Regions from separate parts of the Homo sapiens genome. Here region 1 is linked to region 2. The links are chromatin loops, found by intact Hi-C in ENCODE. Cell type or tissue: Caco-2. All regions are shown on one strand. Each heading gives the region's core, and the rest is flanking DNA. Links, peaks and the distances in the headings are about the cores only. Region 1 overlaps GLCCI1 (glucocorticoid induced 1). Region 2 overlaps ICA1-AS1 (ICA1 antisense RNA 1).

The links. A loop is a pair of places that touch in the nucleus more often than their neighbours do. Peaks named below come from ENCODE experiments on the same cell type or tissue, not always from the same donor. Only the 100,000 strongest peaks of a DNase experiment are listed, where the experiment ranks them.
Region 1: a loop joins it to region 2, with 5 times the contacts of the local background. A loop is called at or near these places in 1 of 110 quality-filtered maps.

What each region holds. Positions count from the first base shown.
Region 1 is chr7:7,987,519-8,004,362 of GRCh38, reverse strand. It overlaps GLCCI1 (glucocorticoid induced 1), which reads right to left. Exons shown (of 8, transcript NM_138426.4): 2 at 304-455. Among named protein-coding and RNA genes, the nearest start is that of GLCCI1, 27 kb to the right of the region's middle. In Caco-2, for the core only: no CTCF peak of the experiment used is centred there; a DNase peak (open chromatin) is centred at 7,672.
Region 2 is chr7:8,288,282-8,299,629 of GRCh38, reverse strand. All of the region lies in intron 3 of ICA1-AS1 (ICA1 antisense RNA 1), which reads right to left. Among named protein-coding and RNA genes, the nearest start is that of ICA1-AS1, 32 kb to the right of the region's middle. In Caco-2, for the core only: no CTCF peak of the experiment used is centred there; a DNase peak (open chromatin) is centred at 8,549.

The DNA of each region.
Region 1 (16,844 bases), core at 5,473-9,472, 290 kb after region 2:
TCTAAAATGGTTACCAGTCATTTTAATTTGTATTGGAAAGCAATTCTTAAAATTACAACGTGTCTACAACCATGTAATATAGACTGATGTGCTATTTAAGTATTAAAGAATTTCAAAACTTCTAAAAGCCAGATGACAAAAAACAATTACTGCAAAGTTTATTTAAAACAATGGATTTTTCCTTTCTTCCTTGGTTGGATGTATTTCAAATTTGGGGAAATTTGATTATATTACATTTTCTTTACTGTGATCAAAACAGAAGAAGTGCAGGGTAATAAGCTGATTTTGATTTCCTGATTTTACCTGAGTAGCTTTGTCTTTCATGCATGAAGGGTAGTGAACATGAGGATCCCGTGGCCACTGTCCTGTGAGGTAAGGTCCTGTTATTGTATCCAAAGAGGAGGTTCGCCTTATTGTACTAGAGGTCCGAACTTGCTGAGATTTTGCCTTGTCCGCTACAGAAAGTGAAAAAAAAGATTAGTCATTAGTGAATAAAATAAAATTTAAAGTTATCTAACTTCATAGTTTGTAGAATGTCATCCTGTCAATTTTTCCTGTGATATATATATTTACACTAATAGCCCTGTTGTATGATCAGATGAAATGTATGAACCATGTCCCAAGGAAAATACATTCATGTTAAATCTCACATACATTTCCAGGGCTCCCACAGACCCTATGAAGCCTATCCATTTTATATAAATCTGCATATCATCTCATTGCCATTATTTTAATTAAGACTCCCATTCATGTCTCACCTGAACTGCCAGTTTTCTAACTGCTATCCCTGTATCCATTTCAACTAAATTTTACAGTGTCATACCCAAATAGAAAACATTTCCATGGTTAGTCATTGTCTTTAATTTAAAGCCTATATTATTTAGTATGACATAATAAGCTTTCACGATTTGGGTGCCATATACCTCAATGCCTAATATCTTACTACTCCATAATCCCATGCTAAGCGTCACATGAATGGCCTGTGTTTTTCCAAAGGTAAAATACATTCTTTCTGCCTCTGTACATTCTACTTCCTGAGCCTAGAACTCTCTTTCTTGTTTACTTGACAAACTCATTTATCTTCAAGACCAGTTCAGATGTCACACTGCCTCTGTGAAAGTTTCCCTAATGCCCTTTCCTCTCGCCTTCCTTCTAAGATATACTTGCCTGTCTCTGCTTTCATGGCACCCTAAGCCTGTTTCTCTCTCCCATCACAACATAAGTTTAAACCCTACAGACTAAATAGGAACCAACATTCAATACTCACTTAATGAATTTATTCAGAGCTATACAAAAATAACATGTATAAATAACTTTATATTTTAATTCAACTTCCTCATTCACAGACGAAGAATTTGAGTCCTAGAGGAATACTGAACAAGAGATGCAAACAAGGGACAGAGGTAAAAAGAACCCAAAATCTACAGACATTATACACAGTTCAATCAATCTGCCATAACAAACTATGATACTTCTCCTTCCCATAGGGGTATCACAAGAATCTCTGTTAAAAATTAATCACACTGAACACCAAATCTACACAGATAACTATAGAGGATTCTCCATATATCTATCCTAAATAATTTACTACTAATGTGCATTCTGTGATAGAATCCAACAGATTTACAGGTTCCCAAGGCTAACTCTTTTCAGAGTCATATCTCACATCAAACAAAATGCCTTCCTCTTTACAGGGGGTGAAGAAACATTTATTATTGAATGCTGTCCTTCACCTTCCTGAAATCAGAATACATAGTTTACCAGAAAAACAGAAGAAAATGCATGTTATCATATTAGGCAGATAATAGCTTAGAACTGCAGTTTTTATTTTTTCCTTTGACCCAAGAATTGATAGAAAAGATCTGAAAATTACCAGATTTCCTCTTTATCTGTATTACTTTAGCTCTAATTGTATTATACTGAAGGCAGAGAATCTAATGGAACCCATTTCTACTCATTGGAATTACCTGAAATTTTCCCTGTGACCAAAAGCATGGTCATTTTTTATAAACGTTTCATGAATTACAGAGAAGATATTTTGTTTTCAGAATATATAGTTCCTTGTCTTATATATCAATTGAATTAAATTATAGAATATAGGAATAATTATCAGTTTTATCTGTTACAGACTTAGAAGAGTACTCTAAAAGCTTTAAACTACTATTGAGTTCTAAAAATTCTCTTTATTTTTTGCACATTTTTGACCTTTATATTTTAGTTCTATATTATTTAGCACATATAGATTCCTTTTTTTTCCTTTTTTTAAAAGTATACTTTAAGTTCTAGGGTACATGTGCACAATGTGCAGATTTGTTACATAGGTATACATGTGCCATGTTGGTTTGCTGCACCCATTAACTTGTCATTTACATTAGGGATTTCTCCTAATGCTATCCCTCTCCCAGCTCCCCACCCTATGAGAGGCCCTGGTGTGTGATGTTCCCCTTCCTGTGTCCAAGTGTTCTCATTGTTCAATTCCCACCTATGAGTGAGGACATGCAGTGTTTGGTCCTTGCGATAATTTGCTCAGAATGATGGTTTCCAGCTTCATCCACATCCTTGCAAAGGTCATGAACTCATTCTTTTTTATGGCTGCATAGTATTCCATGGTGTATATATGCCACATTTTCTTAATCCAGTCTATCACTGATGGACATTTGGGTTGGTTCCAAGTCTTTGCTATTGTGAATAGTGCCGCAATAAACATACGTGTGCATGTGTCTTTATAGTAGCATGATTTATAATCCTTTGGGTATACACCCAGTAATGGGATCGCTGGGTCAAATGGTATTTTTAGTTCTACATCCTTGAGGAATCACCACTGTCTTCCACAATAGTTGAACTAGTTTACACTCAAACCAACAGTGTAAAAGCATTCTTGTTTCTCCACATCCTCTCCAGCATCTGTTGTTTTCTGACTTTTTAATGATTGCCATTCTAACTGGTGTGAGATAGTATCTCATTGTGGTTTTGATTTGCAGCCAGAAGAGAGTGGGGGCCGATATTCAACATTCTTAAAGAAAAGAACTTTCAACCCAGAATTTCATATCCAGCCAAACTAAGCTTCATAAGTGAAGGAGAAATAAAATTCTTTACAGATAAGCAAATGTTGAGAGATGTTGTCACCACCAGGCCTGCCTTACAAGAGCTCCTGAAGGAAGCATTAAACATGGAAAGGAACAACTGGTACCAGCCACTGCAAAAATATGCCAAATTGTAAAGACCACCGATGCTAGGAAGAAACTGCATCAAATAACAGGCAAAATAACCAGCTATCATCATAATGTCAGGATCAAATTCACACATAACAATATTAACCTTAAATGTAAATGGGCTAAATGCCCCAATTAAAAGACACAGACTGGCAAACTGGATTAAGATTCAAGACCCATTAGTGTGCTGTATTCAGGAGACCCATCTCACATGCAGAGACACACATAGGCTCAAAATAAAGGGATGGAGGAAGATATACCAAGCAAATGGAAAGCAAAAAAAAGCAGGGATTGCAATCCTAGTCTCTGATAAAACAGACTTTAAACCAACAAAGATCAAAAGAGACAAAGAAGGCCATTACATAATGGTAAAGGGTACATATAGATTCTTGACATCAACATTACAGCTTATATGCATCATATTATAATTTGTCCCATTAATTATTTTTGAAATTTTATGATACTGAATATTATGACCCCCTTCTGCTTTCTTTCTGTTAATTTACATGGTATGCCCATCCTAAAAGATTTTTTTATGTGTATCATAAAACAAAGTATGTTTTTATACTTTTTGAAAAAAACATTGTAGCGAGCCTTCTGGTTGTAAAAGGTGAGCTTATCCCACTTATATTTATTGTTATAAGAAATTTGGTTTAATTTGTCATGTAATTTTTTCCTATTTTGGAATGTTCCTTGCTAATTGCTTTCTGTTTTATTGTTTGTTTCTTCTCCCTTTATCTTTACCTCCTCCCCACATCATAGGTAACTCTGAAGATACATAAACTGTTTCTAGTTCTATTAATACTACTAGAAGTTATTTATATTAACTTTTTGAATATTTTTCCTGGTTATAAAGGCAATACCTACTAATTTTAGCAACACTGGGAAACAGAAAATTAACATCTCCCATTATCTGATTTATAGTAATTTGTTTAAAATTTTAAAGTTTACTTTAAATTCCTTCCACTGCGAAGAAACACAAGACAACAAACTGTTGAGAGGCAAAGCCGACATTTATCAGTTGACCTCTAAATTTAAAAGGCCTATATAAAGGTCAGCTATAACCAGATAAGGAAACGCCATTCTAAGTGAATAACTTGAGCCTCTACTTAAATTGCTCCAAACAATTTGAAACGCTGTATGTAGTCCATTTAATTATTAAAACTCCTTTTAGTTTAGTAAATAAACAATAGGAACCATTTTAATGGTTTTTTTGAAGGGGTGGTGTTTATTTTATTTGTGTTTTCTACAGACGGTCTAGTTCTGTCACCCAGGGCTAGAGGACAGTGGCATGATCACAGCTCACTGCAGCCTCAAACTCCCAGACTTAAGTGATCCTCCTGCCTCAGTCTCTTGAGTAGCTGGGACCACAGGTGTGCATCACCACACCCAGCTAATTTTTTAAATTTATAGAGATGAGGCCTCACTATGTTGACCAGGCTGGTCTCAAACTCCTGGGCTCAAGCGATCCTCCCACCTTGGCCTCCCAAAATACTAGGAATACAGGTATAAGCCACCACTCCCAGCCTTGTTCTTTTTAGACACAGGGTATTGCTCTGTCACCTGCCCAGGCTGGAGTGTACCGGCGTGATCGTAGCTCACTGCAGCCTGGAACTCCTGGGCTCAAGCTATCCTCCCACGTCAGCTCTACAGTAGTTAGGACTATAGGTGTGCACCACCACATCTGGCTAATTTTTAAATTTTTTATGGGGATGGGGTCTCGCTGTGTTGCTCAAGATGGTTTCAAACTCCTGGCCTCAAGCAATCCTTTCCCCTTAGGCTCCCAAAGCACTGAGATTACAGGCATGAGTCACAATACTCAGCCCATTTTAATGTTTTATAATGAGTTAAATATATAAACAATCTATAAATGAGTCCCTTGGTCTGTATAATAATATTCTAATCTATACTTTTACTTATTTACTCTATATTTACTTAATTTTTCTTTTATTATATTTTTAATCATTGAATCTTTATCTATCTCTTTAAAAAGATCACATGCTCTACACTTAGTGTTCACTTTCTATAACTACTCTGTCAGAACTATGGTCTTCAAATTATTTTTACTAAGTGTCCCTATTGGTAAATATATAGGCATGCAGTAATGTGTAGCTGCTTATTTATGAACTGGATATCTATGATATTGCTAATATTTTATATATTATAAAACAGAAAAATAGAAATGTATATGTAGAAAATAAAAAATAAAAATACAGAAATTATATTTTCTTTCTGTATCTCAAAAAATAAATTTTGGGGGGCAACAACCTATTCAACAACCTATTTAGAGACATTAAAAGCTTGACTATACACTCTAGAAAATATCCTGCTGCAAAAAAGTCAACCAATTCTTTGAAATCTGTAATTAGCAGCTAAACTTTTAGATCTAATAAATTTAAACATGTAGTCAGCTCCTTCAAAAGGTCAGTAGCTATTAATAAATTAAGTTCTGGCCATGGCAATAAGAACCTTAAAACCTAAATACAAAACACTCTAAGGTAGAATGCTTAGGAACACTAGAAAGTAAGAAAGACAAAGTACACTATAGCTTCTTTGGAAAAAGACCCAACCACGCAAACAAGGCATTTTGCATGCAAATAAAAGTTAAAAGTAGTTACAATAAAAGCTACCTCCTGAGCCTGCACGGTGGCTCACACCTGTAATCCCAGCACTCTGGGAGGCCGAGGTGGGTGGATGACCTGAGGTCAGGAGATTGAGACCAGCTTGGCCAAAATGGCGAAACCCTGTCTCTACTAAAAGTACAAAAATTAGCTGGGCGTGGTGGAGGGCGCCTGTAATCCCAGCTACTCAGGAGGCTGAGGCAGGTGAATTGCTTGACCCGAAAGGCGGAGGTTTCAGTGAGCCAAGATCACGCCACTGCACTCCAGCCTGGGTGACAAGAGCGAGACTCCGTCTCAAAAGCAAAACAAAACGAAACAAAACAAAAAACAACAACAACAAAAAAAAAAAAAAACAAAAAAAACTACCTCCTCAAAAATGTAAGTCTGAAAAAAACAAAGTAGGTTCTCTTACAAAATGAAAGTGCCAGAGTAAAATTAAATCAGACTGCTCTAATATATGTTAAATGTAGATTTTAATAATTTAATTTCATTAAATAATTTAACCCTAAGTCTGAAAATTTTTATAAACTAGCTATAATATTCTACAGCTACTTTATTTATTTATTTATTTATTTATTTATTTATTTATTTATTTATTTATTTGAGACAGAGTCTCACTCTGTCACCCAGGCTGGAGTACAGTGGTATGATCTCGGCTCACTGTAACCTCTGCCTCCCAGGTTCAAGTAATTCTCATGTCTCAGGCTCCCGAGTAGCTGGATTACAAGTATGAACCAACATGTCTGGCTAATTTTTGTATTTTTTGTAGAGACAGGGTTTCACTATGTTGGCCAGGCTGGTCTTGAATTCCTGACCTCAGGTGATCTGCCTGCCTCGGCCTCCCAAACTGCTGGGATTACAGGTGTGAGCCACCATGCCCAGCCTCTATAGCTACTTTATAAAACCTTTATTTTAACAGGTAGTCAGTGAGTTTTTCATGATGTTTAACTTCACTTATTCATATTAATTCAATCTTCATTGAAATCAAAATACCAAATTCATCAAGATCAGACTGAATACAAGACATTAAGTTGCTTTTCTTAAACTTCAAAATATCTGGAAATGATATAGTTCTTAATCTACCTGAGATCAAAAATAGCCATAAATAAATACAGGTGTGGAATTTTCCTGCTATTGGTTCACTAAGGCTAAGCATAAATTTCCTAAAGCTCAATTTTATTAGTAGAAATTTACTTCATTAATTCTGTAATGAGAATACCTTGAAAGCTATAGTTTTTAATGTATTATCACTACTAACATTAAGTAATTTTCTCCTTGCCTTGCAGTTATAGACAATGATTTTCAAAATAAATTTAAAAAAAAAGGTAACAAAATAACTGAGAATACAAGATATGGAAAGGTGACTGGTATGTTTTTCTACCCAATCTAATGTACATTAATATTTATCATCCAATAGAATTATTACTAGATTTAGTTTTCCTAAGTTAGCATAATCTAAGCACTTCAACAGCCATTAATAGTCTTCCTCCTTGACATATAAAATGATGAAACATTAGCCAAATACATAGGCCACGTAAAATAAAATCACCAAATTCAAATGAACTTCAGATAAGTGACAGGAAGGACACAAGTTGTGAATATGCTATCTGAAATAAAACCAAAGAGCAAAACTGAAGCTCTCTCAGTGTGGGTAGAATCTGAAATACTCATCAACCAAACCTGGAACCCTACCACAGAAGCAATCTAGAAAACATGCAGAAATGACCATATGGCTGCCCTGCAGAATCTGGAAAGAAACCAATCAAGAAGCTGACAAGAGAAACAAACATGCTTCTGACCAAATGAGGCCTGACAAAACTCTGTAACCTGAGGTCCATCAGGAAAAACAAACAAACCAAAAAATGCAGTCAGGCAGCTATTTGGGCATGATTCTCTAGGTTACAGCTCACCCAATAAACTTATGTCAAATGACACATAAGACATTTAGAAGGAGGCCTTCAGTCTATTTTCAAAGAAAACTCAAGGGAGTATCTTTGCATCAAGGTTGAAAAGAAAACTTCACTAATATGGCTACAAGAAGCCTGGTAACAAGCACTGAAAAAGTACACAACAAATTAAGATGGAGCTCTGATATTTGGAATACTTTTTTTTTTTAATTACATATATGGCAAAAGATTTTTTTAAGTTCGTTTTTTTGGGAGGTGGCAGAATGATAGTCCTTTAACGAACTTTAGCAAAGTAGTAATTAGTAGAAGGAGATTCATCAGCCTTACAAATTTCAAATGAATTCTGTTAATGAAATTCCAAACATCTAAAATCCACTATGACTAATGAGTTCATATACTAAAGAAGTAATCACAAAGTATTAGCAACTACAAAAACAACTAAAATAACTGACCAAAGGTGGAAAGTCATATTGTAAGCAAAAGGAACACAAATATTCCTACTCAGAAAACAATATTTCACAAAATTCTGTGAATTTAACTTCCAGTTAAAGCACCACAGCTTGGAAAATTTTTTATGAAATGAGACAGGCTCACTATTACATCTCAATTTATAAAGAAAAACTGTTTTTAACAAGAGCACAACAACAAAGGTTATAAAATAGGCTCTCTTTTTTTCATTTTTATTTTTTTTAATTGAACTTAAAATTTATTTTATTTTTTTTATTATACTTTAAGTTCTAGGGTATATGTGCACAACGTGCAGGTTTGTTACATATGTATACATGTGCCATGTTGGTGTGCTGCACCCATTAACTCGTCATTTACATTAGTTATATCTCCTAATGCTATCCCTCCCCACTCTCCCCACCCCACGACAGGCCCTGGTGTGTGATGTTCCCCTTCCTGTGTCCAGGTGTTCTCACTGTTCAATTCCCACCTATGAGTGAGAACATGCGGTGTTTGGTTTTTTGTCCTTGCAATAGTTTGCCGAGAATGATGGTTTCCAGCTTCATCCATGTCCTTACAAAGGACATGAACTCATCCTTTTTTATGGCTGCATAGTATTCCATGGTGTATATGTGCCACATTTTCTTAATCCAGTCTATCATTGATGGACATTTGGGTTGCTCTGTCACCCAGACTAGAGTGCAGTGGCACGATCTCGGCTCACTGCAGCCTTGATCTCCCAGGCTCAGATGATCCTCCTGCCTTAGCTTCCCGAGTATTTGGGGCTACAGGCACATGCTACCACGCCCAGCTAATTTTTGTATTTTTTGTAGAGGACGGGGTTTTGCCATATTGCCCAGGACGGTCTGGAACTCCTGGGCTCAAATGATTTGCCTACCTCAGCCTCCTAAAGTGCTAACTAATATTACTGGTCAAACACCTTGATAATTAAAGTAGGGAATAATTTCCTCAATATAATGACACATAGGAAAAAGCATTTTCCCTCAAAATTTGCTTTTTATTTAATAAGAAATAAAGGCAACAAATAGAAAAATATTCACTCTTCTAGTAGAGGATACTACTAAAATTTTTCACTTGCTTTTACTTGGGATTGATGTCCATACATACAGAAATACACAGACATACACAAAACACAAACACATACACTCACATGCTCTCCCTATTTGTCCACGTAACAGTTTCACTTCAAACACTGATACACAAACACAAACACTGTTAGTGTATTAAGTGAAACCATTACCTGGACAAATATGGAGAGTGTGTGAGTGTGTGTGTGTTTGTGTGTATCTCTATGTATATCTATGTAATATATGTAGCATTTTCTGTCCATTAAATAGAGTAATAAGTCAATATTCAAGACTGTTCCTTATATAGAAGTTTTGTCAATGTATTCCAACAATATGAAGATGCTGGCAGAATAGATTTTAACGACAGACAGACAGCAAGGAAGAAAGGTGCTACACTTGAATGTCCCCTCCAAAACTCATCTTGGAATTTAATTGCCACTCTGATGGTATTAAGAGTTGGGACCAATAAGAGGCAATTAGGCCATGAGGGCTCTGCCTTCATGAATGCATTAATGCTATTACAAGAGCAGGTTGTTATTAGAGCTAGGTCAACCCTCTTTTGCTCTCTTGCCTTTCTACCTCTGTCATGGGATGACATAGCATGAAGGCCCTCACCAAATGCTAGTACCTTGATACTGTACTTCCCACTCTCCAGAATTGTGAACAATGAATTTCTTTTTTGTGAAAGTGGCAAAGTAAAATTAAATCAGACTGCTCTAATATGTAAGTTAAATTTAGATTTTAATAGTTTAAATTCATTAAATAATTTAACCCTGAGTCTGAAAATTTTATAAACTAGCTATAATATTCTATAGCTACTTTATTTATTTATTTGAGACAGAGTCTCACTCTGTCACCCAGGCTGGAGTGCAGTGGTGTGATCTCAGCTCACTGTAACCTCTGCCTCCCAGATTCAAGTGATTCTCATGTCTCAGCCTCCCAAGTAGCTGGGATTACAAGCATGAACCAACATGTCTGGCTAATTTTTGTATTTTTTGTAGAGACAGGGTTTCACTATGTTGGCCATGCTGGTCTGTGACACTGTTATAGCAATACGAAACAGATTAAGACAATAGCCAAACAAAAGATTCAAGGACAATACAGATGGTTCCACATTTATGATATTTCAACTTAGAATTTTTTGACTTTATGATGTGTTTATCAGGATATAAACCCATCATACCTAAGTCAAGAAGCATTTGGACTTATGATAGTTTGACTCACAATTTTTTGACTTTACAATGGGTTTACTGGGGTATTAAATGCATATTTGACTTAAAATATTTTCTTTTTTTTTTTCAGGATGTAACCCCCATTGTAAGTCAAGGAGTATTGGCATCTACAACATAATAAAGTCACAAAATATCTCCACAAAACACCAAATATAAATGAGTTGGGAGAAAGCATAAAAAAGTATTGGGCCATAGTGGTATCAGCATCTGTGTGAGAGACAGCAAAGGAATGTACCCAGGCTTCTGATGGTCCAGAGAACACAATTCACTAATGGGTAAATGTAAAGGGCCAATCTAGAATAGTAGCCAAACTGGGAGGGGATTCCACACAATCTGATTTGCAAGTGAAAGCAAGAGGACATCAACTCAATAAAGTCTGAGATACTAGAGCAATATGGCTATGCTCAAATCTAACAAAAAAGAACTGCTTCCAACATGGAATCCAACAGTAAAGAGAAATTACTGAGAGTCTAATCAAAATTGAGCAGACAGAAGCAAAGAAAAGAGAAGGTTGAGAAAAAGTTGGACAACGGAGTCAGGAAGAGAGCAGAATCGAGAATTTTTTTAGAAGTCATTTTACAAAAACAAGAAGAGTGGGAGCACTAGAGCCTTGAAGACAGAAATGGTATCATGAACTATCCACCCTATTTAAAAGTACAAAAAAAATCATTTTACTTAAAAAAAATGAACAACAGAAAATAGCAGATTCTTCCTAAAGTTATTGTAAGGGAATAAAAGCATACAAAGAATAAAAGATGTCCCTATGAATAATGAAAGCATGCCAGAAAGACATGCTCACATAAGATGAAAACTGTGACCTAATATTTCAAAGTAAGCTAAAAATCCTTTTTTAAATGACAACAGTGATGAAAAACCTCATTACTTAAAAAATACTCGGAAATGATGTGTTTGACAGCAAGGAAGATATGAAAATAGAGGTGATCAAACTCAGGAAAAACTTAGAAAAGATATCAAAACTTATTTTAGGGATGAAGACTAAGTTACAAGAAACACAAGAATGAATAAACACAATGGATAATGCCTTAACAGAAATAGGAAATGGTAAGAAAAAAACTACAGAATTAAAAAAATGAGGAGACAAGATTTCAAGAGAAAGTAATATGTAACATAGGCAAAGAAGGTCCAACATGTGTGTGTAACAGGAGTCCCTCAAGAAATGACCAAAGGAACAAAACAAAAAATACTAAAAACTATAATTTTTAAAACTCTCCTAAAATAAAAGATAACTTGAAAGGACATACGGAAAGGACATACTTATATCTGGGGAAAATAATCAACATATCAAATATATCTGATAAAGCTAAAGTGACCTTCAAGTATAAAGGCTACAGATTAAAAAAGCTATATCTGAGTTCTTGCTACATAACTAGCAAGAACTTACGGAATATTGTTCCTATGAGTCTTTCCTGAAAATCTATTAGAGAATGCTCTTCAATCAAAAGCCTGGAAAGGAATTAACATAAGAACTGGTGGAAGGTGTGAGTCATTGAGCCAGCACCTTTGAAGGAGAAGAGAGCAGCAGTATGTTCAGTATCTCTATGGGCAAGTCTTCCACCACTAAATGAAATAAATGACCATAGAAGGATAGTAAAATTACATTGTTTCCCTCTCAACACATTTGAATTTAAGACTATAAATTTCCAGAATGTCTGATAACTAAATGTGAGTTATTAAATTCCTTCTAGAGCCAGATATATATATATATGAGAGAGAGAGAGAGAGAGAGAAACAGACAGAAAGAAAGAAAGAAAGAAAGAAAGAAAGAAAGAAAGAAAGAAAGAAAGAAAGAAAAAATAAATTCTAATATTCCTCCAACGTCATTGAATTGGCTAGCCTTAGAGAGGTAAGTTTTCTCCCTAAGTAACCTAGTAAAGAAATCAGCTCCTGCTCAATCTAGAGGAGAAAGTAACTGAAATTGGAGGATTCACACTAAAACCATCAATAGGTTTTTGCCTATTCTCTCCCTCCAAGCCTGACACTCACAAAGTTCCAAGTGCATCCTATGGAAGTCTATAGCAAGAACCAGGAAAGCATTAAGAAATAGTAGTTCCTTTTATGGAGAAAGATATTTACCATGAGAAATGATGGGATAATGGACTGAGGGGGTTGAAGAAGAGCCATGTAGAAAAGATAGAAGCCTTGAGGAAGATCTTCTCCTTGCAATGGGGTAAATCTAGAAGGGCCTCTTACAGAACAAAGAGAATAACCAGGCTCCTTCCACACTACCTTACCAACTACTGGACATGTCAGTAAAGAACAAAGCATCCCTAAAATTATTTTCAAGGCCAAGAAAAAGCTGATTATGGCTATTAATATTATGGAATCTCTACAAAAGGACAATCAAATTATGCCATGTAAAATGTATTTAGATAGGTGTATGCCTATAATTCCTCTAATTCTGAAAAGTAACATCCTTCCTTGGAAAATTATCTGCATTCTTATTTCCTATTTGAATAAAGAACAGCTAAATATAATACAGAAAACACAACAGTCTCCTAGACAAGTGAATAGCCCTTCTCATGATATCTAAACTGAAAAGTAGAATTCCTAATCCAAATATATTTTAACATACAATTTATAAACAAAAGATTCACACACTTAAACACTTTGCTTATGTAATAACTACAAATTAGCTCGTAACTGTCTAGCAATAGGGTGAAGAGTTAAATCCATGGTTAAATGTAGAAGAGATGAAGGGGAAAGGCCTAGGAAAAAGAGTAACTATTTAACCTGAGTAAGGTATGATTTCCAGCCAAGCTAATCTACTGCTGCAAAGCAAATGATAAATAGAAATCTGTACTGAAATATGTCTGGATACCACTGATTTGCTCAATGCAAAATAATGTAGTAAATTAAATATAGCTCACAAGCTGTATTCTCCCCACCCCCACAATGTGTCCCCAAATCCAGCAATGGTGAATATGTTGTTTACTAGGAAACACAACTAGCTACACTTTTCTAGAGTAAACCCAGAATAAACAGACTCAACAGAATGAAGGCTTCAGAAATACGGAAACACAGACGTTAATTCTAGCATTTACTTTCATATATATTGACACCAAAGAATCAAATATGTAGCTGTAAAGCAGTAGCTTATCCAAAATTGAGTGCTTCATAAAGTCGGAAAGGCCAAAAGCAGCAGAAAATATCCTGAAGGAAAATGTCTTACAGAAATCACACTTTTGTAGAGGCCACGAGTAAAACACAACACAGTAAAACACCAGTCTATGTCTGCATACACAGAACACCTTTCACCTCAACAATTCTACAAATATTGTGCATAAAAGATTGCCAGGAAGTTTTGCCAAGGATTGAGAGCAACTGAAGAAATAAAACAACCAGCAGCATAAACAAGTGTAGGGCAAAGTGTCATAACATATTGGAGGATAGCATTATGCTTTATTTTCTAAAATAGCCACAAAACTGGGCATTATTATCTTTGTCAAAAAGAGTCAATTGATATTACCGATTGAACTGTGCTTCAGTCAAAATGGCACTGTCCAGGCGATACAGACTACAGTCACAAAGTTTTAGTGTTTACTGTATTTAATTTTTTTCTCCTCAACAAACAAAGAGCACTGTTCACCCTAAGTGCCCAAGAAATGAGTGAATTAATCTCAGATGATAGTTTTAGATACAGCCTGAATCATTAACAATACCTAGAATAGCTGGGGCATTTGGAATACAAAACTGAATAATACCTCCAGATGTACTGGACTCATCTCAAAGTAGGAGGAAAACAAAACCACACCAAGCCAGATAGCTCCAGTGGATTTTTTCTCTCCTTTCTCTCTCCCTTCACTTCTGATTACATTTTTAAAATCCTTTCTATGTGTTTAGTATTAACAGGTGACAAGAACTGAACTACGCATGTTCGGAGCATTATAAGTAATGTAGCTCACTTATTTCTCATGGAGATCACACACTTGTATCTGTCTCTCTTTTCACCTATATCTCAGCTATTTTACTTTCACTTTAGAATGAGACAGGAGAGGAAAAAAACTAACAATCAAAATATGTTTACCTTGCACTTAAATGATTAATGCAAGACTTATCTACCAGGAGGTATGTTCCTAAAAGGCAAGAATGTTGTCATATTTTCATTTATCTGACACCTAGTATATCTACTTACAAAACAGTTGTTAAACTTGTGGCTATCACAAGTGGTCTCCTTAGCCTTTACTATGAAATAAATATTCAAAAATTTAAAATCGCCTGGCATGTATTCTAGACCTCTTTACCAAAGCAGACTTTTGGGAAGAGCCTCAAGTAGAATAGCTCCATATTTCTCGTTAATATTCTTTATGTGAGGCTCATCTAAAATCACTGTGAATAAAGTACAAGACAGTGAAAAAAACAACTTGAATTCAGGTCCAATTGTCATTCTATTTTCCTCATTTATATAAAAGACCATGATTTCTATGCTCTGACATTTTACAAACACAAAAATAGAACAGGTTGATGGAGTGTCTCTTGCATTGACAGATGCACTGCCAACACAAATTAACCATACTTGCCAATGTGACAGATTAGATAAGGAAAGAGAGGAACTCCCAAGGTTAATTTTCAAGGTGGCTCCAATAGCATCAGCTAGTGGACTACCTTCTTCAAACTCTAAAGTACAGTAAGGGTGGTAATGCTAGCCGCTACAATTTAAAATTATAGCTTTATTTTTATAAAAAATTAGTGCCTTATCACAATAAAAGCCCAATATGTATTTTCTGACTGACAGATTGCTTTTTACTTGATCATTTAGGGATTCAGACTTCATTCATCTCATGGCTCTACCATTCCATTAGGACCTTGGTCAGAGTCCTTTACTAGATTCTCTGCATCCAGTTGGCAGATGAGGGAAAAGAAAGAATGAGGAGGACCACATAAGAATTTTTAAGTTGAACAAGGATGAAAGTGTTCTTTATCATTTAGCCTTATCTAACTGCAGCAGAGGTCAGCAAAGAAAAAAATACAGAACTGCAAAGGGGGCCAGAAATTACAGCCTAGAAGTAGGCACAAGAGGGAGAGAAAAGAGGATTAGGTGAACATATAGGAGTCTACTATAGAAGACTTTTTGTATTATTAATAACTCTATTTGTCTAAATTACTCTTGGAGACAGTCTGTCCAAATTTTAAAGTGACTCTCATTGCATAAGCATCATCATCTGTCACCATAAATAAGATAATCTAACTTAATCACCTACCTTACTCTCCACATTAGGTTCTTAATGACATTTGGTTATTTTCAAAAGTCGTATCTACCCCTAAAAGACAGATTCACTCCAAGAGTATTCTAAATGAAATTCTCCGAAGACATTAAAAAAAAGTACTTCAAAAAGACTAGAAAACATATATAATTCCTCAATGTGACCTCTTTGAATAGGCTTTTAGAGGAGTGCACTGTTTTCCTTAAAGGATGGTCAGGACTCCCATAACTTATTCGAAAGTTCTTAAGATTTGTCAAAGCAAGGTGGTATGTAATTTCACACTGATGATACTAAGTATCTACTAATAACAATACACCTGATAGTAAAAAACAAAACAAAACAAAACAAAACAAAAAACTCTGCTCATCAGCATTAAAACACGTAACACTAGTTGAACTTTCTGGATCCTTTTAACATAGACTTAACCACAAAAACCTTATTGTAAACTGTAAACTCTTATCAACAGAGACTCCAGTGCTGCCTTAGTTCTAGGTTTTGGGATTTGGGGCCATATGGAGATGAAAGACTATATTCTCATATTCCAAACATCATCTTACTGAAAGACTACTACTTACTCTCCCCAAAAAGCATTATGTCCGTCACTCCCATCTCATCTCCAAGAAGACTCCCATTATCTTGGTACTGTTGTTCTCAATTTAATATCATGAGGAAAATAATCTAATTGAACTAATTCATACAAAGATAGTGAGTTTCAAGGATATCTTTTCAGAGATACGCATTTTAAAAAATAAAATGGTGGCTCACTCCTGCAACCCCAGCTCTTTTAAAGGCCAAAGCGGAAGGATAACTTGAGGCCAGAACAGCCTGAACAACACAGTGGAACCCCATTTCTAAAAAAAATAAAAAATAAAAAATAAATTAGCCAGACATGGCGGCATGCACCTGTAGTCCTAGCTACTCGGGAGGCTCAAGTGGAAGGATCGCTTGAGCCCAGGAGTCTGGGGTTACAGTGAACTATGATTATGCCATTACACTCCAGTCTGGGCAACAGAGCGAGACTCTGTCAATCATCAATCAATAAATGACTGTCAACTCAAAAGGATCTCTAAGTAGTAAAATGTCAGGCAATTTGTTAGAGTGAAATAGAAACATTC
Region 2 (11,348 bases), core at 6,439-10,438:
ACTACTTTAAAGTTTATATGGAACCAAAAAAGAGCCCGCATCACCAAGTCAATCCTAAGCCAAAAGAACAAAGCTGGAGGCATCACACTACCCGACTTCAAACTATACTACAAGGCTACAGTAACCAAAACAGCATGGTACTGGTACCAAAACAGAGATATAGATCAATGGAACAGAACAGAGCCCTCAGAAGTAACGCCGCATATCTACAACTATCTGATCTTTGACAAACCTGAGAAAAACAAGCAATGGGGAAAGGATTCCCTATTTAATAAATGGTGCTGGGAAAACTGGCTAGCCATATGTAGAAAGCTGAAACTGGATCCCTTCCTTACACCTTATACAAAAATCAATTCAAGATGGATTAAAGACTTAAATGTTAGACCTAAAACCATAAAAACCCTAGAAGAAAACCTAGGCATTACCATTCAGGACATAGGCATGGGCAAGGACTTCATGTCTAAAACACCAAAAGCAATGGCAACCAAAGCCAAAATTGACAAATGGGATCTAATTAAACTAAAGAGCTTCTGCACAGCAAAAGAAACTACCATCAGAGTGAACAGGCAACCTACAAAATGGGAGAAAATTTTCGCAACCTACTCATCTGACAAAGGGCTAATATCCAGAATCTACAGTGAACCCAAATTTACAAGAAAAAAACAAACAACCCCATCAAAAAGTGGGCAAAGGACATGAACAGACACTTCTCAAAAGAAGACATTTATGCAGCCAAAAAACACATGAAAAAATGCTCACCATCACTGGCCATCAGAAAAATGCAAATCAAAACCACAATGAGATACCATCTCATACCAGTTAGAATGGCAATCATTAAAAAGTCAGGAAACAACAGGTGCTGGAGAGGATGTGGAGAAATATGAACAACTTTTACACTGTTGGTGGGACTGTAAACTAGTTCAACCATTGTGGAAGTCAGTGTGGCGATTCCTCATGGATCTAGAACTAGAAATACCTTTTGACCCAGCCATCCCATTACTGGGTATATACCCAAAGGACTATAAATCATGCTGCTATAAAGACACATGCACATGTATGTTTACTGCGGCATTATTCACAATAGCAAAGACTTGGAACCAACCCAAATGTCCAACAATGATAGACTGGATTAAGAAAATGTGGCACATATATACCATGGAATACTATGCAGCCATAAAAAATGATGAGTTCATGTCCTTTGTAGGGACATGGATGAAATTGGAAACCATCATTCTCAGTAAACTATCGCAAGAACAAAAAACCAAACACCGCATATTCTCACTCATAGGTGGGAATTGAACAATGAGATCACATGGACACAGGAAGGGGAACATCACACTCTGGGGACTGTTGTGGGGTTGGGGGAGGGGGGAGGGATAGCATTGGGAGATATACCTAATGCTAGATGACGAGTTAGTGGGTGCAGCGCACCAGCATGGCACATGTATACATATGTAACTAACCTGCACAATGTGCACATGTACCCTAAAACTTAAAGTATAATAATAAAAATAAATAAATAAATAAAATAAAAAAAAAGGAAAAAAAAATTAAGAAAATTTATCTTCACTGACTCAATGTACAAATAAATAAATGATAGCAAGGCCAACTGCAGCTCTAAATAGTAGAGAATATAAATGATTCAAGCATAAAATGGTCAGAGTTCCCTGAATAAATATTTTCCTACAGTCATGTATAAATAATTCTGATTTCTGTCTGAACCACCTGTCTGCGTTCCTAGGGAAACTAAAGTGAATACATGCCTGTCTGTGACTCTACTCCCTGTATCAAAAGCCAAAGTGGACACAGCTACAGAGGGGAGAGAGGTTGTCTCCACATTCTGTTGTTGGATCACTCTCTTATTCACAATCGTCCCAGAAGCCATAGACAATAAAGGAAGGAGGAGCTGATGCAAAGGAATTGGATAGGGAGGTTCTCACCCTTCCATGTGTGCGGATAGTTTGGGTGTGTTGTAAAGACTCCAGACCACGCTCCAGACCATCTAAAGTTCCGGCTTCCATTTCTAACTGCCCTTACTAGAGCCTTAGGAAAAGCATTTAAATGCACTGCGACTTGGGTTGCTTCTCTTACATAGTAAGGAAAGAACCAGGAACAGACAAGATAATAATGATGATAATTTTTTTTTTTTTTTGAGACGGAGTCTCACTCTTTCGCCCAGTCTGGAGTGAGTGGCACAATCTCTACTCATTGCAACCTCTGCCTCCCAGGTTCAAGCAATTCTCTTGGCTCAGCCTGCTAAGTAGCTGAGATTACAGGTGTGTGCCACCACGCCCGGCTAATTTTTGTATTTTTATTTATTTATTTATTTACTTTTAACAGAGATGGGGTTTCACCATGTTGGCCAGGCTGGTCTCAAACTCCTGACCTCAGGTGGCTGCCTGCCTCGGCCTCCCAAAGTGCTGGGATTGCAGGCGTGAGCCACCACACCCGGCCAATGATGATACTTTTAAATAGTATTGAAAAAAAGAGAATTAAAGCACCATGGTGGAGACCGAGACTGGGAATGGTGAGAATTCTGAGTTAACCATTTTGGAGAAGGATTAAACTGGAGGTGCCGGTCACTCTGCACTAAAGGAAATATTAAGATTCTACACATCACAAATTGAGAATTTAAATGTGAGAGGGAAATAGTATGCATTTCATAAAAGTACACTTGCTTATGTATTCATTTATGTATAAAAAATTAGAGTTGTGGGAGACAAGAGAACTAGGATTCAGAAAGCAGGGGTAAGGACCTCACCACCATCAAAGGGAAACCAAGAAATTATGACAAACAAAATGAAGATTGAGATTTACCCTGCCTCTGTCTATATTTACAAAAAGGGAGCTCAAATCCCAGCTGATGTGTTGTCAGTTCCCTGGGTTCGAAGCCAGAGAACTCAGTAGTTCAGGGGTGTGCTTTTATTTCTGGATCTGTCCTGTCTAGCACAGAGGTTGACGCAAGAGTAGGAGTTAAATGAGAGGATAAACAAATTAATTTATTTATTTTTAAATTTACACCTCCACTAATCCAATCAATTGCATGGAAGTACATCTGCTTCAGAGAAGTAGCGACAGAGCCAAAGGAATTTGGAGCTCTGTTTATAATACTGCATTTACAAGAAAAGAGTTATCAAAGTGTCATTCTCTGAAAAACATGTTGCTCATTCACCTACTTAATAAAAAATAAAAATCTAAAAACTCATGATATAAATAATAAAGTAGAGAAACCAAATCTGAACAGTTAGGTTTCCAACTGGCCACTGGTATATTTTCAAATGGAAAAGGCAGCCATTTTAAAAACAAGACTTACCAAGCCTTTGGGAAAGCTTGAAGGTAGCTAAATCTGTCATTGGTATATGCAGCCACCAGATGTCACTATTGGCTTAAGCAAATATGCTCTAGCTCGCTGTCGGCTAATTCACACTATTTGTAATCTTAGAGACCTTGGAGGGCATCCTACCTAGACAGTTGATGAAATTGAAGCTCTAGTTACTTCATAGCTATTTGCAGAGACATCAGGACTCAATCTAGAATCTTCAGACTCCCTTTCTATTGCTTTCCCTTTTCCATCCATGTTTTTGTTTTTTGTTTTTTGGTGGTGGTGGTGGTGTTTTTTAACTAAATCAGCCCAATAATGCTCTTTAGGTTAGTAAATGACAACTAGGAAGACGAATTATATTAAAACAGTTGCCTGTATCACAGGACTTAGATGCGGGTAATTGTGTTTGCTCACCTTTTCCCTGTTTAAAATGCTGCACTCTTGGGTGTTGCCAGTTGGAACAGATCTTTTCATAAAGGCAAAGGAAGTAGTGACGAGCTTGCCAATCAAAGTCCAATTAAAATGTATTCCTTTTAGGTAGGTGACATTTAAACAGTAGTCCCTAGAAGGCAGTTCACGTTTCTGAAATTTACAAGTGACTTTTTCATTGAATGGGTATACCCAAGATTATTCCTTAGTTTCTCTTTTTTTAATAAGCATGAATAATAAATGTTAATATCCTTTGTTGCTAATCTTTTGGTTTCTCTCCGTAGACTATTAAGTAGTCTTCCATTTACACAAATCTATTTTCTCTCCAGAAAGACTCCCTCTGCATCCTCACCCTCACTAGAATATTCCAACAAGTGTTTCTTTTGCATTACCATCTCTTCCTTCTCATTCTCACAACTTTTACTACCTTCTCAGGGAGAAAGCATCTAATAGATTTCCATTTCCTAAAAATACTACATACTGTATCTTGGAAGTTCCTCCACTCCATAAAAACTCTCCGTATTGTTTTCCCCCACTACAAATACAAATCTCAAAACAAGAAACAGTACGTGGCAAGAGCAAGACCTGAAGAAAGACAAAGACCAAGAGAGAACACAAAGAAGTATGAGGAACAGAAATGCAAAAGAAGAAAACTTCAGCCCAGTGTGGTAGCTAACACCTGTAATCCCAGAACTTTAGGAGGCCAAGGTGGGAGGATCACTTGAGTGCAGGAGTTTGAGACTGCCCTGGGCAACAAAGTGAGACCCCACCCTTACTAAAAAATAGTTTTAAATTAGCCAGGCATGGTGGCACATGCCTGTAGTCCCACCTACTGAGGAGGCGGAGGCAGGAGGATCACTTGAGCCTGGCAGATAAAGGCTGCAGTTAGCTGTGATTGCACCACTGCATTCCAGCCTGGGCAACAGAGCAAGACCCTGTCCAAAAAAAGAAAAGAAGAAGAAGAAGACTTCACGTAGGAATATACTTCTGGCTCGTTCTTATTTAATCACATCATTCTAGTACTGCGTTTTTTACAGCCCCATAATTTTGTTTTTCTTTTATTTGGCAACAGAATTATGCTTATTGTTCAAACAAATGACAGAATTGTGTAAGCCAAGATGAACAAAAATACATGGTTGATTTATTTAAGTCTTAAGAATAACAGTTGAGATGAGTTTGAATAAAATTTGCAGCTAACAACAGGACATTAAGGATAACTTAAATATATTCAATGCAGTCATTTATTCCAGTTTCATGAACATTCAGTAGCTTTTTATGTCTAAGTTGCCATCAATGGACCTCTTAGACATTCAAAATACTAGCATTGTATCATTAACACTTTTCTGATCAATGGGTTGAGTAATATAGGACGTATGAAAATATGTATTGCATTCTCTTTCAAATGAGCTGCATGGTACCTCCATTAACATAACTATATTGATCTAATTTCATTATTTTCAGCAGAGTGCAATTTGGAAATATAAAATTGATAAACAGGAGCCACATGAGGAGCGGAGTTTAAACAAAAGGTCATAAATTATAAAGCCTCAATAAGGAAGATCCTAGATAATTGCCGTGATGTGAAAGTGTTAAGTATATGCATTTCTTTTTTCTTTTTTTTTAAGAAAACCTTACATTTTTGGGTTTGTTGGGTTTTTTTAAATTTACTTTTTTATTATTTTATTTTATTTTATTTTATTTATTTATTTATTTATTTATTTATTTTTGAGACAGAGTCTGTCTCTGTCACCCAGGCTAAAGTGTAGTGGTATGATGTTGGCTCACTGCAACCTCTGCCTTCCAGGTTCAAGCGATTATCTTCCCTCAGCCTTCTGAGTAGCTGGGATTACGTGGACCTGCTACCACGCCTGGCTAATTTTTGTATTTTTAGTAGAGACAGGGTTTCGCCATGTTGGCCAGGCTGGTCTTGAACTCCTGACCTCAAGTGATCTGTCCACCTCTCCCTTCCAAAGTGCTGGGATTACAGGCATGAGCCACCACACCTGGCCAAAAATCTTACAGCCACTGCGCCCGACCAAATTTCTTATATATTTTATCCATTTTATTTCAACCAGACTAAATCTATTGGTGGTAGATAATTTCATCTCCTTTTCAGAGAGGTAGTTTCAATTCACCTAATTATATAAGTTATTTATCACATGGACTGAAGGAGACTCAAATCACAGCCCTGGATCAAAATATTAGATCCTACCCTCAGAGATTCTGATTAAATTGGCCTGAATGTGGTGTGGACATCAGTTAATTAAAACCTTCCCAGGTGATTCTAATAGGCAAGATTGAGAATCACTGCACCAAACCTCACATCTTACACATACAGATGTTAACACATTATTACTTTATTATTTTCAGTGTTTTTTATAAATGGGTTTACTTCCAAGTTAGGTTTAACATGTGTTTAGAAATATCTGTCAAGTTACTGCAAAAGGTGATCACAAATTAAACATTCTTCAAGGTCAAATGAATAAAGAATAATTAGTACATGCACTTTCATTCATTGTCTCTGAATTAATCAGTAAATTCATTAGTTAACTTCCAAAAGCTGATTCTAAGGAACTTCCAAAGAATGTTATTGGTGTTGCCCCAAAATTGAACAGAAAATCCAATATCAAATAATTTGGGGATAAATACACATTTATACAGGATCTTTTAGAATCTATAACATGTTAATAGATTGCAGATCTCCAAGAGGGACAGAATTCCCTATGTGGCATGCAGTGAATATGTGTTGAATGATTGAAGGAACCTTGGGTCTAATATTTCATGCAAACACACTTTAGGAAATGCAATCCAACGATATTTCTTTTAAAGCAATAATAATTAAGACTTAGAACGGAAATGTTACCCAAAGATTTTACTCTGCAAGCCTGACATACCACTTGGTTTTTAGTATTCTTTTGAATATATCATGATATTGCCTTCAAATATTTGGACGTTTTCTACCAGAAGCACAGCAGAATGGTTAAGAGTAGAAACTTAAGATTTGTTAGGTTCACATCAGGCATTTTTTACTTAATCTTTCTGTGCTTCAATTTCTTCACCTGTAAAATGGGGAAATGGATCACACCTGTCTCATGGTATTGCTGTGCTTGCTAAACGTAGGTCATTGTTATTATTATTGTAACAGAATATTGAATGACATTGAAAAGTGAGATACAAAACTGTCATATAAAAACCATGAAAGGAAATTTCTGAGAACCCACCGCATAAATTCTGAACCATCTGACTCACTACAAGGATATGAAAGAGCTGAGAGACGAAAGGAGAAGGGATATTTGTGAAGATAGCACTTTGGGGAGAATAATTGCCTCGTTATTAGTTTCTACCATCTCACTCTATTGAGAGGGACTCCCATGGGTCCACTTTGAATTCCTAAGTGGGGCATCCCTGCATTTTGGGGACACTGGCCCTGCATTCTGCCTTCTGCCCAGGAAATCTAGAGGGCCAAGGATGGTAGAATAACTGCTTTGAGGACAGTTACTCCCACATGCATTTCCAGGGTTTTTCAGGTCAAAGAACCCTAGAGTGTTTCCTGTGGAGCAGAGGTGGGCAGCAAATGAGAGAGAGCTAACTTGAGTCTGGCCCAATGCAGGTCCTAGAGGGCAGCAGCAAGAAGCTGGGTGCAAGGCCAAATTCCTAGGATCCAAAGCAGGAGGAACAAGTGGCCACCTGGACTTGACGGGGTTCTGCAGCCAGCAACAAGGGGACTGCAGGAGAAGTCACCAATGAAGGGAATCACAAAGCCTCACAAAAGTGCCCTACAGGGGAAGGCATCAGATTTAAACCAAAAAGCTCAACATGGGCAAACAGAGAATAGCTAATGAGAGCCCTTTTAGGGACAAACAGCAGGGTAAGCAGGCCCAGGCTGGGCCAAGGGAGCTCTGCCCGTTAAATCGAGGTCAGAGCCTGGTTATTATCTTAGGCCCACAATCTAATTACTGAATTGTGCCTGTGTTTATGATCTTAATTGACAGTAGGATGGTATACTACTTAAGCATGAGCAGAAAAGGCATAGGGTCTCCAGAAATTTGCTTCCCAGGGCTTCCGATGATTACTGAATAAATTTTAAGGGAGTAGGAAAGACAAAAATAAAGTTGATTTGATGATATGCTGTGAATCCTGAGGTTTACACACCAGATAAATATGTATGTTTTTAGCCAGAATATGTCATGAATTCCCTTGAATTGAGGGATGGTAATACATACTCTCAATTTTACATCCATGCTACTCATACTGTGATCCATGAGCCAGAAGCATCAATATCATCTGGGAGATTTTTAAATAATGCAGACTCTCAGGCCACACCCCAGACCTGGTGACTCAGAACCTGTATTTTAACAAGATCTCCTGGGGATTCATATGCATATTAAAATTAGAGAAATATTGCCTTATACCACCCAGCCATCCACCAGCAAGTCTTTGTGACATTTTAAAACAATCTAATTGCAACATAACAAGTCCATTGAAGCTATATCATACAAGTCTCATAATAGCAACAAATATTTTATAGCATTTTGGCATTATAAAGCTCTTCTACAATTTCATTTTATCTTTGTCATTCTCACAGTTAACTGCTTAACTTTAAATCTGGTGAGTTATTTCATGTGTTATCTCTTGCATTTAGTGCATAGGAAACTGGTTAGACGAGTGACAGGAAAACCTGTCTCTAACACCTGGTGTTCCAGGCCACCTTCCAATAACAAAGGAAAACTAGAGAGTTTACCGTCTGTTATTGCATAATGTGTGCTCATTACCTTATCTTTGCAATGCGCCACAGGGCTTCTAGATTCTGTGGGTAATAAATGAGAGACAGCCCTGCAGATTACCATAGCCTCAGGGAAAACTTGCTTGGGTGTCCTCATCAGCAGAAATGAAGACAAATTACCTCTTTTGGTTCTTCACTCTCCCTTATATCAACCCCTCTCACTAACTGGAAAGCCCCTGGCTGCAAATCAAGAGGCAAATTATTATCTGAACTTTGGTGGTTGGATACAAGGATGAACCTATAAATAGGTTTCACTTTGGAGAACCCAATAAAATGCAACATGGTGCCAGAGTGGCTCTCAAGACCCATGCCAGGTGTGAGAAGCAGGGCTCATGGTATGTGGAGGATGTCAAATCAGTGTTTGTTGAATGAATAAATAAATCATAAATGAACTGGTCTGCAATGCATATCCTCAAGACCACTTGGTATTCCTCAATCCCTATGTTTCTCTGATGAAGGAAATCTTCAGGCAGTATTTCTTTTTCATTCCTTCTCATACTTGAACTTGTAATAGCTATGGGAATTCTATTGTTTCAGCAGAAAAATTCTAAAATGCAGACCTTCCTAAGATCACTAGCTACAGAGTTAGAGGTTTAAGTCCAGGCACCACCACTTGAAGGCTGCGTAACCTTGAGGAGTTACCTAACTTTTGGAGCATTATTTAAACATTTGATAGTATGCTTCCTAAAACCCAGAGATGGGGCACTATACAAAAGAAACACCAAGCTCTGCTCCTGCCTCCCACCTAAAGGTCTCATCACCTTTCTGCCTGGCCAACTCTCTTGCCAATCACTCTTCTAATCAGAAGTTCTGTCTTCTCTTAATTGTCTACAATTACTGTCTAACCTGCAGTCACTGATATTCTTAATAGTTTGTCTTTGAAAGTGAACCTTCTTTCCCAGGTTCTTTTTCACTTGCATTTTCTACAAGGTATTTCATGCTATTTAGCTAACAACATAGTTTCATAGTATTTCCATAGGGCATCCCAAACTTAAATCTAGCATAAAGTAAGGCAATATCATCACTCATGATTCAAGTGAGTCCTCCTGCATCCCCAGCATTCTGCTTGGCTCAGAGCAGGTGTTTTGTAAATATTTGTTCAGTGAAGGAGACTAAACCGAACCAGAAATTGGTTTAGACTTCCATTTTTTATTTCTTTCCTCTTTCTCCTGATTCTTTTCTCATAATCTATAAAGATCTAAAAACTAAACTTTATTTGAAAAGAGTTAATTTTCAGTAAATGAAATAATTTTAACATATCTATCAAGAATTTTTCATGCATCCAGCTTTTCTTTTTGATGTTAGATAAAATTAATGATTTGACCAAGTTGGTGCATAACTAAATGATATTAAGTTACAGCTTACATTCACTTGTTCTCAGTCTGCCATTTAAAACTAAATTATTGCCAGTAAAGATAATCAAGTTTTCTGTAGTTTTTTTTCACAAATCTTGATGATTTGTACACATAAACAAACACATAGACAATTTCACTGGATAGTTTTAGAATTATCAGAACTACTAGTGTTTATTTGGTTGTCCTGTCTATTATTTCATAAATACACTACAGTTCAATTACCTATGTAAGAGATATCGTTGAGATCAGAGTAAGAGAGTTAGTTTCAATATATTTTTTGTGAGCGGCATTAGAAAGATAATTTTTTAAGTTGCTCTTGTAAAGAAACAATAACAAATAAACATAACCTAACACAGTGTCCAACCTGTGATAGGCACTCAATAGATGTCTGGCTGAATAAATGGACACAGAGAAGACAAATAAATGTGGGATATGTAAGTGTATACTTTCTTAAAACTATAGACTACCCTTATATTAGGAGAGGTAGAAGGACATGTTTTTATAGTCAAGAATCTCAAATATGATAAAAATAAATAATGTTCAATTTGCTGCTCAAAAAATAGAAAAGAAGAGGAAAATAATTTAGATCAATGTAAGAATGTTTTCATTCTCCCTTATTAATTTGAGCTAACAGAAAATACAAAAATCTAAGAAGACTTATAGGTTTAATGTATTAAGGAAGGAAGGCACTGTAATTAAATTTTGCAAACAGTATGAATGCCTCTTTAGAAAGGAATTGATAATTAAAATGTTAGTATAAATTGAAAAAAAATCAAGAGCATTGAAAAAATTCAGAAGAAAAAGACAAAATTAATTTGTAAAGACAGATCATTGTGACACAGTAAGTACCAATAATGCAATAGCAGAGAAACACAGCAGGAAGCCAGGAAGGAACTACTTTCACAGTAATAGATTTACAGAACAAAAAAATGTTTTTTAAAAAGAATCATTAGGAAATGTTCTGGAATGATGTGGGTTAACAGAAGCTAAAAGTGACATTTATTTTATAGAAAATAAACACACCGCAGTATGGCCTATGTATAAGAAAGGTCTATTTAGAGTTTATATTTCCTTCTTGTTGAATTTCTTAAGGAGAACTAAATCTAAATTAAAAAATTTCAACTTATGATTTTTAAATTGTATTTACACTAAGTAGTACAACAGATAAAAGGCCAAAGAAAAAATAATAACTTGTTTAAAAAATATTTATCTCTCCATTAAAGTGCTTCATGTTGTTCCAAGTCTTTTAAAACATCAATAAGATGACATGGCATCAAAAAAATCAAAAAGTGATGATATTATCTTCCCAAGTAAGTCCCTTTTCTCTTTGGTAAAGGAGAGAAAAAGTAAACATCATAAGGCTCTTTCAAGCTCACTAGCACTCTTAAATTTACAAACCTGGGGAGGGGGGTCATTTTCTCTGAGGCAAATAATCAAATGGCCAGATATTTTTAAAGGA